2 separate regions of the Homo sapiens genome follow, and region 2 is linked to region 1. Evidence: read pairs that join two places in POLR2A ChIA-PET (ENCODE). Cell type or tissue: PC-9. All regions are shown on one strand. Each heading gives the region's core, and the rest is flanking DNA. Links, peaks and the distances in the headings are about the cores only. Region 1 overlaps AMMECR1 (AMMECR nuclear protein 1). Region 2 has its middle 43 kb from the start of SNORD96B.

Evidence for each region. ChIA-PET counts read pairs that join two places held together with the same protein. Peaks named below come from ENCODE experiments on the same cell type or tissue, not always from the same donor. Only the 100,000 strongest peaks of a DNase experiment are listed, where the experiment ranks them.
Region 2: POLR2A ChIA-PET joins it to region 1 with 5 read pairs; 5 of 35 experiments call an interaction of 5 or more read pairs at or near these places.

What each region holds. Positions count from the first base shown.
Region 1 is chrX:110,236,974-110,241,364 of GRCh38, forward strand. All of the region lies in intron 2 of AMMECR1 (AMMECR nuclear protein 1), which reads right to left. Among named protein-coding and RNA genes, the nearest start is that of SNORD96B, 14 kb to the left of the region's middle. In PC-9, for the core only: no CTCF peak of the experiment used is centred there; no DNase peak of the experiment used is centred there.
Region 2 is chrX:110,180,264-110,184,654 of GRCh38, forward strand. It overlaps a transcript of TMEM164 not described here. Among named protein-coding and RNA genes, the nearest start is that of SNORD96B, 43 kb to the right of the region's middle. In PC-9, for the core only: no CTCF peak of the experiment used is centred there; a DNase peak (open chromatin) is centred at 468; H3K27ac peaks cover 1,425 bases.

The sequences.
Region 1 (4,391 bases), core at 86-4,085:
AAGTTACAGAATTGCTTTGATCTCCCAGCCTCTATCACCCCCCTGGAAAACACACATAAACTCTGCATCCTGAAGGAGCTCCATTGCTTCTTATATGGGGCAATTAATAATAATATTTTATTGCAGTTTGAAACACATAGGGACCCATATTACTAGTCTATTTTTATGCTTTTCTCACCTTCTTATAAAGGAACATCTTATGAACTGGATGAATCACAGGACATCAAGGGCAGGCATAGAAAAAAGAAACATAAGATAACGGACTCTTTAGATGAACATGGGCCTAAAGAAAATCAGATATTAGTACACAAATTTTTTTAAATCCTCCAAAAAAATCCAGTGGCCACTCTTCCTGTTCTCTGTGGGATTTCAGGTTAGTAAGCAGTCTAGGGGGATGGAGGACTTGTTGAAAATCAACCCTCTGAAGCAATGAGAATTATCTAGTGGGAGAAGGGCTGACTCTAGGGAAAATGGGTGGAAATGGTGCATGCCTCGTGGGGCTGTCAGGGTATTTGTCACCTAAGAGGTTCTTACAACTTACCCGACTGATGGGGGTTAAAGTATTACTATGCACCAGCACACATTCTCTCAATCACATTAGACTTTAAAATTCCAAGGTCTGGTTTGCCTTTTACAAGGAATAATATTGGTTTAGAATGCTGCTCAAAGCCTGCTCCACAAATCTGAGAGACCAGGTTATAGCACCTCATTTTCCTTTGCCACTGCCATGTCCTCACTCTCCCCTCATGTAACTAAAAACCACTTCTTAAACTTTGGTAAACAACATTAAGGAAACTGAGAGAATGCTTTCTGCAGACTTAACTTTCCTGGAAATAATTATCAATGATGGAAAACAAGCTCTTCATAACAGAATAAAACCTCATTAATTTGAACTCTACTATTTCAAAATTTGTGCTAATTCAAACAGACCTAGACTGAAAGTTTTCCTTAGCAAGTTTGGAAAAGAAGGGTCTGCTAAGCAAATCAACTTTATAATTAAGGTTGTAAGGGAAATACAGGACTTGCTTAAAGAGAATAAATTATTTCCAGGATTCTGGAATTAACCATCTACAGGCACTGTAACATCATAATTACAAATCTTTTGTGTAGTATGTTAAAAAGCAGGTCTCTGGGGGACTTCTACTTGGTAACACTCCATTAGCCCATTCTGAGTTATTGTTGTCACTAACACAAGCAAATCGGTGTCACTAAAACAAGCAAAACTACTTTTTAAATAAATATTTCATTCATTCTTTATTGAGTATACTGGGCTTCCTGCAATTATTGTGAATTTGAGAGCTTTTACTTCCATGTTGGTGTTGCTAGATCCTCACCTACAGTCTTTGTCATGCTCAAAGATCTCTAAGTATAAATCTTACAGTCACTAATAACTGAATCAGAAATATAGCTCAAGCCGAGTAGGCGGTTTTCCCCTCACAGTGTAAACAAAGCCGCCAGGAAGTTCGAACTGGGTGGAGGCCACCGCAGCTCAGCAAAGCCTCTGTAGCCAGACTGCCTCTCTAGATTCCTCCTCTCTGGGCAGGGCATCTCTGAAAGAAAGGCAGCAGCCCCAGTCAGGGACTTTCAGATAAAAATCCTATCTCCCTGGGACAGAGCACCTGGGGAAAGGGGTGGCTGTGGGCACAGCTTCAGCAGACTTGAATGTTCCTGCTGCCAGCTCTGAAGAGAGCAGTGGATCTCCCAGCACAGTGCTCGAGCTCTGCTAAGGGACAGACTGCCTCCTCAAGTGGGTCCCTGACCCCCGTGCCTCCTGACTGGGAGACACCTCCCAGCAGGGGTCGACAGACACCTCATACAGGAGAGCTCCAGCTGGCATCTGGCGGGTGCCCCTCTGGGATGAAGCTTCCAGGGGAAGGAACAGGCAGCAATCTTTGCTGTTCTGCAGCCTCTGCTGGTGATACCCAGGCAGACAGGGTCTGGAGTGGACCTCCAGCAAACTCCACCAGACCTGCAGCAGAGGGGCCTGACTGTTAAAAGGAAAACTAACAAACAGAAAGGAAAAGCATCAACATCAACAAAAAAGATGTCCACACCAAAACCCCATCTGAAGGTCACCAATATCAAAGACCAAAGCTAGATAAATCCACAAAGAAGAGGAAAAAACAGCGCAAAAAGGCTGAAAATTCCAAAAACCAGAACGCCTCTTCTCCTCCAAAGGATCACAACTCCTCGCCAACAAGGGAACAAAACAACAGAGAATGAATTTGATAAATTGACAGAAGTAGGCTTCAGAAGGTGGGTAATAACAAACTCCTCCAAGATAAAGGAGCATGTTCTAACCCAATGCAAGGAAGCTAAGAACCTTGAAAAAAAGTTAGAGGAATTGCTAACTAGAATAACCAGTTTAGAGAAGAACATAAATGACCTGATGGAGCTGAAAAACACAGCATGAGAACTTCGTGAAGCATACACAAGTATCAATAGCCGAATCATCAAGTAGAAGAAAGGATATCAGAGATTAAAGAACAACTTAATGAAGTAAAGCATGAAGACAAGATTAGAGAAAAAAGAATGAAAAGGAATGAGCAAAGCCTCCAAGAAATATGGGACTATATGAAAAGACCAAATATTTTTTGATTTGATTGGTGTACCTGAAAGTGACAGAAAGAATGGAACCAAGTTGCAGAACACTCTTCAGGATATTATCCAGGAGAACTTCCCTAACCTAGCAAGACAGGCCAACATTCAAATTCAGGAAATACAGAGACCACCACAAAGATACTCCTCGAGAAGAGGAATCCCAAGACACATAATCATCAGATCCACCAAGGTTGAAATGAAGGAAAAAATGTTAAGGGCAGCCAGAGAGAAAGGTCGGGTTACCCACAAAGGGAAGCCCATCAGACTAACAGTGGATCTCTCGGCAGAAACCCCACAAGCCAGAAGAGAGTGGGGGCCAATATTCATTCAACACTCTAAAAGAAAAGATTTTTCAATGCAGAATTTCATATCCAGCCAAACTAAGCTTCATAAGCAAAGGAGAAATAAAATCCTTTATAGACAAGCAAATGCTGAGAGATTTTGTCACCACCAGGCCTGCCTTACAAGAGCTCCTGAAGGAAGCACTAAATATGGAAAGGAAAAACCGGTACCAGCCACCACAAAAACATACCAAATTGTAAAGATCATTGACACTATGAAGAAACTGCAACAACTAACGGGCAAAATAACCAGCTTGCATCATAATGACAGGATCAAACTCACACATAACAATATTAACCTTAAATGTAAATGGGCTAAATGCCCCAATTAAAAGACACAGACTGGCAAATTGGATAAAGAGTCAAGAATCATTGGTGTGCTGTATTCACGAGACACATCTAACATGCTAAGACACACATGGGCTCAAATAAAGGTATGGAGGAATATTTACCAAGCAAATGGAAAGCAAAAAAAAAAAAACAAAAACGGGGGGGGGAGGGTTTGCAATCCTAGTCTCTGATAAAACAGACTTTAAACCAACAAAGATTAAAAAAAAAAGACAAATAAGGGCATTACATAATGGTAAAGGGATCAATGCAACAAGAAGAGCTAACTATCCTAAATATATATGCACCCAATACAGGACCACCGAGATTCATAAAGCAAGTCCTTAGAGACCTACAAAGAGACTTAGACTCCCACACAATAATAGTGGGAGACTTTAACACCTCACTGTCAATATTGGATCAACAAGACAGAAAATTAACAGAGATATTCAGGACTTGAGCTCAGCTCTGGACCAACGGAACCTAATAGACATCTACAGAACTCTCCACCCCAAATCAACAGAATATACATTCTTCTCAGCACCACATAGCACTTATTCTAAAATTGACCACATAATTGGAAGTAAAACACCCCTCAGCAAATGCAAAAGAGCAGAAATCATAACAAACAGTCTCTCCAACCACACTGCAGTCAAATTAGAACTCAGGATTAAGAAACTCACTCAAAACCATACAACTACATGGAAACTGAACAACCTGCTCCTGAATGACTACTGGGTAAATAACGAAATTAAGGTGGAAATAAATAAATACGTTCTTGGAAACCAATGAGAACAAAGACACAATGTACCAGAATCTTTGGGACACAGCTAAAGCAGTGTTTAGAGGGAAATTTATAGCGCTAAATGCCCACAGGAGAAAGCAGGAAAGATCTAAAATTGACACCCCAACATCACAATTAAAAGAACTAGAGAAGCAAGAGCAAACAAATTCAAAAGCTAGCAGAAGATAAGAAATAACTAAGATCAGAGCAGAACTGAAGGAGATAGAGACATGAAAAACTCTTCAAAAAAAAATCAGTGAATTCAGGAGCTGTTTTTTTGAAAAGATTAACAAAGTAGATAGACCGCTAGCCAGACTAATAAAGAAGAAAAGAGAGAA
Region 2 (4,391 bases), core at 280-4,279, 57 kb before region 1:
TCCACCCCGCTGAGGGGTAGGGAGCAGCTTGAGATGGTTACAACCTGATCCCCCAATGAGCTTTTCCCTTGTCCTGGTTTGCCAGTGCCAGTGGAGGAACAGAAATACACAGATGTCAGCCTGACAAATGCAATGGTTTAATCAAAGGATGTGTGGTTTGCTAACCTTGGCAACAGGCAAGGCCAATGTAGTCTAAAGTCAAGGACTCTGTTACTGCCTGAACCCCCCCGCCCCGCCCACAGTCAGCACTCTGCCTCGCATCTGAATTGCACACCTGGGATGTCTGAGCTGCTGGGCAAAGGGGTTTAAGAGCCAGGGAGGCAGTAGGGAGAGGCTTCTCCTGTGGCTAATGGATGCCCTCCACAGCTGACTTCCTAACTTTCAATAACTCCTGCATCCCAGCCAGCCGGTAATCTCTGCATTTCACACTGAGGCAGGTCTTTGCAGTGGGGGTGGATGCTTCCTTGACACATCTGTGCTAGGAAACAGGGCCAGTAGCATGAGTCACAGAGCTGTTCTCCTGTCCAACAACCTATTCTCAGCCCCATCACTGCTCCAGCCAGCAGGCCTCTCTGCTCCCTTCCACACTTCCCTTCTCCATCCAAGGGGCTTGCCCAGGTGATGCCAACCTGCCACTGTTGTCCCTTCTCTATACTCAGGAGGCTCATGCTTTTTAGTATTGCATTTTTAGAAAGACCTTGGGCTCTCTAGTATTCTGTCCCCTGAGAACAGAGGGATCTTCCTGTGCATTCCAAGACATACACTCAGATTTCTAGCGTGTCGGCGCTAACAAGATACCTCTAGTACAGTGGACTGTCGATTTTGTTGCTCATTAATCCCCTGGGGAGCTTTAAAAATCTCAGTCCCCAGGCCTCACCCAAGCTCATAATTCAAAGCAAACTTCTTTTGCTTTCAAGTTTCCAGGCCGGTTCTGAGTCATCTCTTTGACCTGACCGTCTATAGCAGTGCCTTTTTAAAAAAGGAAATATTTAAGATATACCAAAAGGTATCAAGAATAATACCTAAATTCAGCTTAAAAAAGAACATTACCAATACAGTTGAAGCCCCCTTGCTCCAGAGGTGTACAGATTCTTCCTCAGCACCTCAGGGTTGCTGGAGAGGTGCCTCAGAAGCCACCTCAGGCAGCGGGGGATGCATCGGAGTAGAGTGGGTGGTGCTCTGGCCTTTTCCCTGGCTTCACCCAGAACAACTCCAATTTTATTCTGTTTTGTATATTGAGGTTTTGGAAATAACTTTGTTGGGAAAAGGAGTTAAAAGTTACTTATTTACAACCTCAGTAGTTATGTCTCTATCCTTTCCCTAAATAATAGTTGTTGTCCTGTAGTAGTCAAACCAGCATTGTAGCAGGACTGAGCAGGCAGGGCCTGCTCTCCCAGTTCTTCCCTTTCAGGTCCCGAGTGCCCTTGGCAAAGTCATACCTTTCCTGAACTCCATTTGTAAAATAGTAGTAAATATCCTTGTCTAGCTTACCCCACAGGACATCTATGAGGAATCCAGTGAGACCAGTGGGTGTGAGAGGGCTCTATAAAGTTCTGTCCAGTGGAAGGGGTTCCTATTTCCAGACAGTTTGGTTACTATGCTTGTTCCCAGAGCACAGAGGTTAGCTGGGGTTTTGACTGCACTCATACCCACTCTGCCTTAATGTGCCCTGTGTGGTTGCGGTCTGTGGTGTGTATGTGAGTGGGTGTTTGTGTGTAGGACAGGTGATACCTCAGTTTATTTCATGGACTCTAAGACACATTTTTTTCACATTTTAACATCACTAAAATTGGAATGCATCTTAAAATCAGTGGCATGACAGTTTAATCAGCACCTTTTTTTTTCAGCAGTATATAAAATAACAGACATCTTATAATCTAAGGCATATTAGAGTCAATGAAATACTGTAATTGTTAACTTAGACTCCTCTTCCTCTTCTCCCATGAAAGTCATCTTCTTGCTAGAGAAAACCCTTTTGGAAAAATATACAGACTTTTAGCATACAGCCTCATTCTAACACTCCTCTTTTTCTTCCCTGCCAGCATCCACCCAGGCCAGGCAAGGCTTCTGCTTCTTGACCAGAAGGGGACCCACTTTGTTGAGCTCTCTCTTGGGACAGATGGTTTGTGGGACATGAGAGGGAAGAGGCAGAGTATACCTGCATAAGGGAGCCCACCGTGCCAAATGACAGGGAAGGAGTCAGACAAGCTAGGCCAGCCAGCCCCAATAGCTCTGGTTTCTTTCTTTCCCCAACAGCAGCCTGGCCAGACAACTCAGCCTGCTTCCCTGGGGAACTCCTAGGGCTAGTCATTGCCAGAGGTGAGGTGAGCTGGCAGAAGTAGGGGTGGGGGTGTGAAGCCCAATGTGTCCTGAACTCCCTGGGTTGATGTGAGTGGCTGTCTGGCCCATGCAGAAGAACACAATGATTTCCCTACCTCCTCCAACAAGGTGGAAGAAGAGTCAGGTAGTAAGCCTTTCAAGGAAAAGCAGCACTTTGTCCTAGGGCACCCTGAGCCATGGGCATTTCACTGCAGTTAGGAATTGCCACCAACATCCCCTCAGTCCTGGCAGTCACTCAAATTAAGCTCTGCCCTTGTAACCTTTAGGCCAACCTCTTCCAGAAGGGAAGAGGAGTGTCTGCATAGTGAGATCTAGGGATACTTGGTCACAGGAAGCCGCTTTTGGACATTTCTCCCCCAGAGAGCTTAGCAAGACATGATCAGCCTGGATTACAGCTGCCCTCACGTAACTGGGTTAAAGTGTTGGCCTACTTAGGCCCCTCCTGCAGTGGCTTCCTTCAAAGCTGATGAGGCCGATTAGGGTGCTATTTCTGAGATCTAGTCGTGTACCCAGAAGCCTGAGGGCGGTCCTCCCCTGACTAGAAAGACAATGACTAAGGCTGGACAGCCAAGGGCAGAGTCAGATTTGCCCATAGGAGAGCACTGCCGTCAGAACTCATGTATGCTTGTAAAAGAACCAAATAATATCAAGGCTAAGTCCCTGGATTTTGAACTTCAAAAACCAAACCAACCAATCAGTTTTCAGGGATAGGCCTAGTCCTACACCTTTGCCATCTTCAGAGCTAAAGAGAGATAGCAGATCGTCAAAATAAAATCTTCAATTATAGTTGTAGTCACTAGCCGCCACTCAGTAGGTTCTGTGCATTTGAGATTGTTAACTAACCTCTGAGCCTCAGTTTGCTCATCTACAAAATGGCAATAATGATAGCATCTACCTCATAGGCTATTGTGAGGATTGAATAGAAAAGGCACATAAGGCACTTGGCACAGTACCTGGCAGCACATTTGTTAGATACCACCACTACCATCACCACAACCATTACCACCACCATTGTCACCATCATCATCCTCATCAAGACAACAGTGAATGGGAAAAAGCTCAGTCTCTGGAGCCTGACAAACTTTTTTTGAATCCTGGCTTTGCCACTTCACAGCTACGTGGCCTCAGATAAGTGACAACTTCTTTGAACTTGATTCTTATTCTGTAAAATGGGAAACTCATAAGGCTATTGAAAAGTGTATAACATGGTTCTTCACAGTAAGCACTCAATAAATGTTAGCTATTATGATTATTAAAAAGGAGTGATCAAGGTCAGTGGTTGCCTGGTGTTAGGAGGATACAGAGATGAATGGGCTAAGCACAGAGGGTTTCTAGGGCAATGAGACTACTATTCTGTGTAATACTATAATGGTGGATACATTTCATTATATATTTGTCAAAACTCATAGAATATACAATACCAAAAGTGAACCCTAATGTAAACTTTGGACTTTGGATGATAATGATGTATCAGTGTAGGTTCATCAGTTGTAACAAATGTGCCACTCTGATACAGGATGTTGATAGTGGGGTAGGCTGTGTGTGTGATGGGTGTATAGGAAATATGGGGGAACTGTCTATACATTTTGCTCAATTTTGCTGTGAACCTAAAACTTCTCTGAAAAATAAAGTATATTTAAAATGAAAAGGAAAAAAATGGGAGTGATCATACTAGATTGTTATAAACTTAGGATGTTAGCTATAATCCCCATGATAACCACTAAGAAAATAACTAAAATAGAGAGAAGAGGAAATGAAGTGGGAATCAAAGTGGATATTACCAAAAAAAAATACATCAAACACGAAAGAAGGCAGTATAGGAGGAACTGAGGAACAAAAAAAGATATACAGCACAATGGCACAAGTCCTTTATTATCAGTAATCACTTTGAATGTAAATGGATTAAGCTCACCAATTAAAAGACAGACATTGGCAGAATGGATTAAAAAACAACATGATCCAATTATATGCTACTGACAAGACACTCAGTTTAGACCCAAAGATACAGGTTAAAAGTGAAAGGATTAAAATAATAGATATTCTATCCAAAT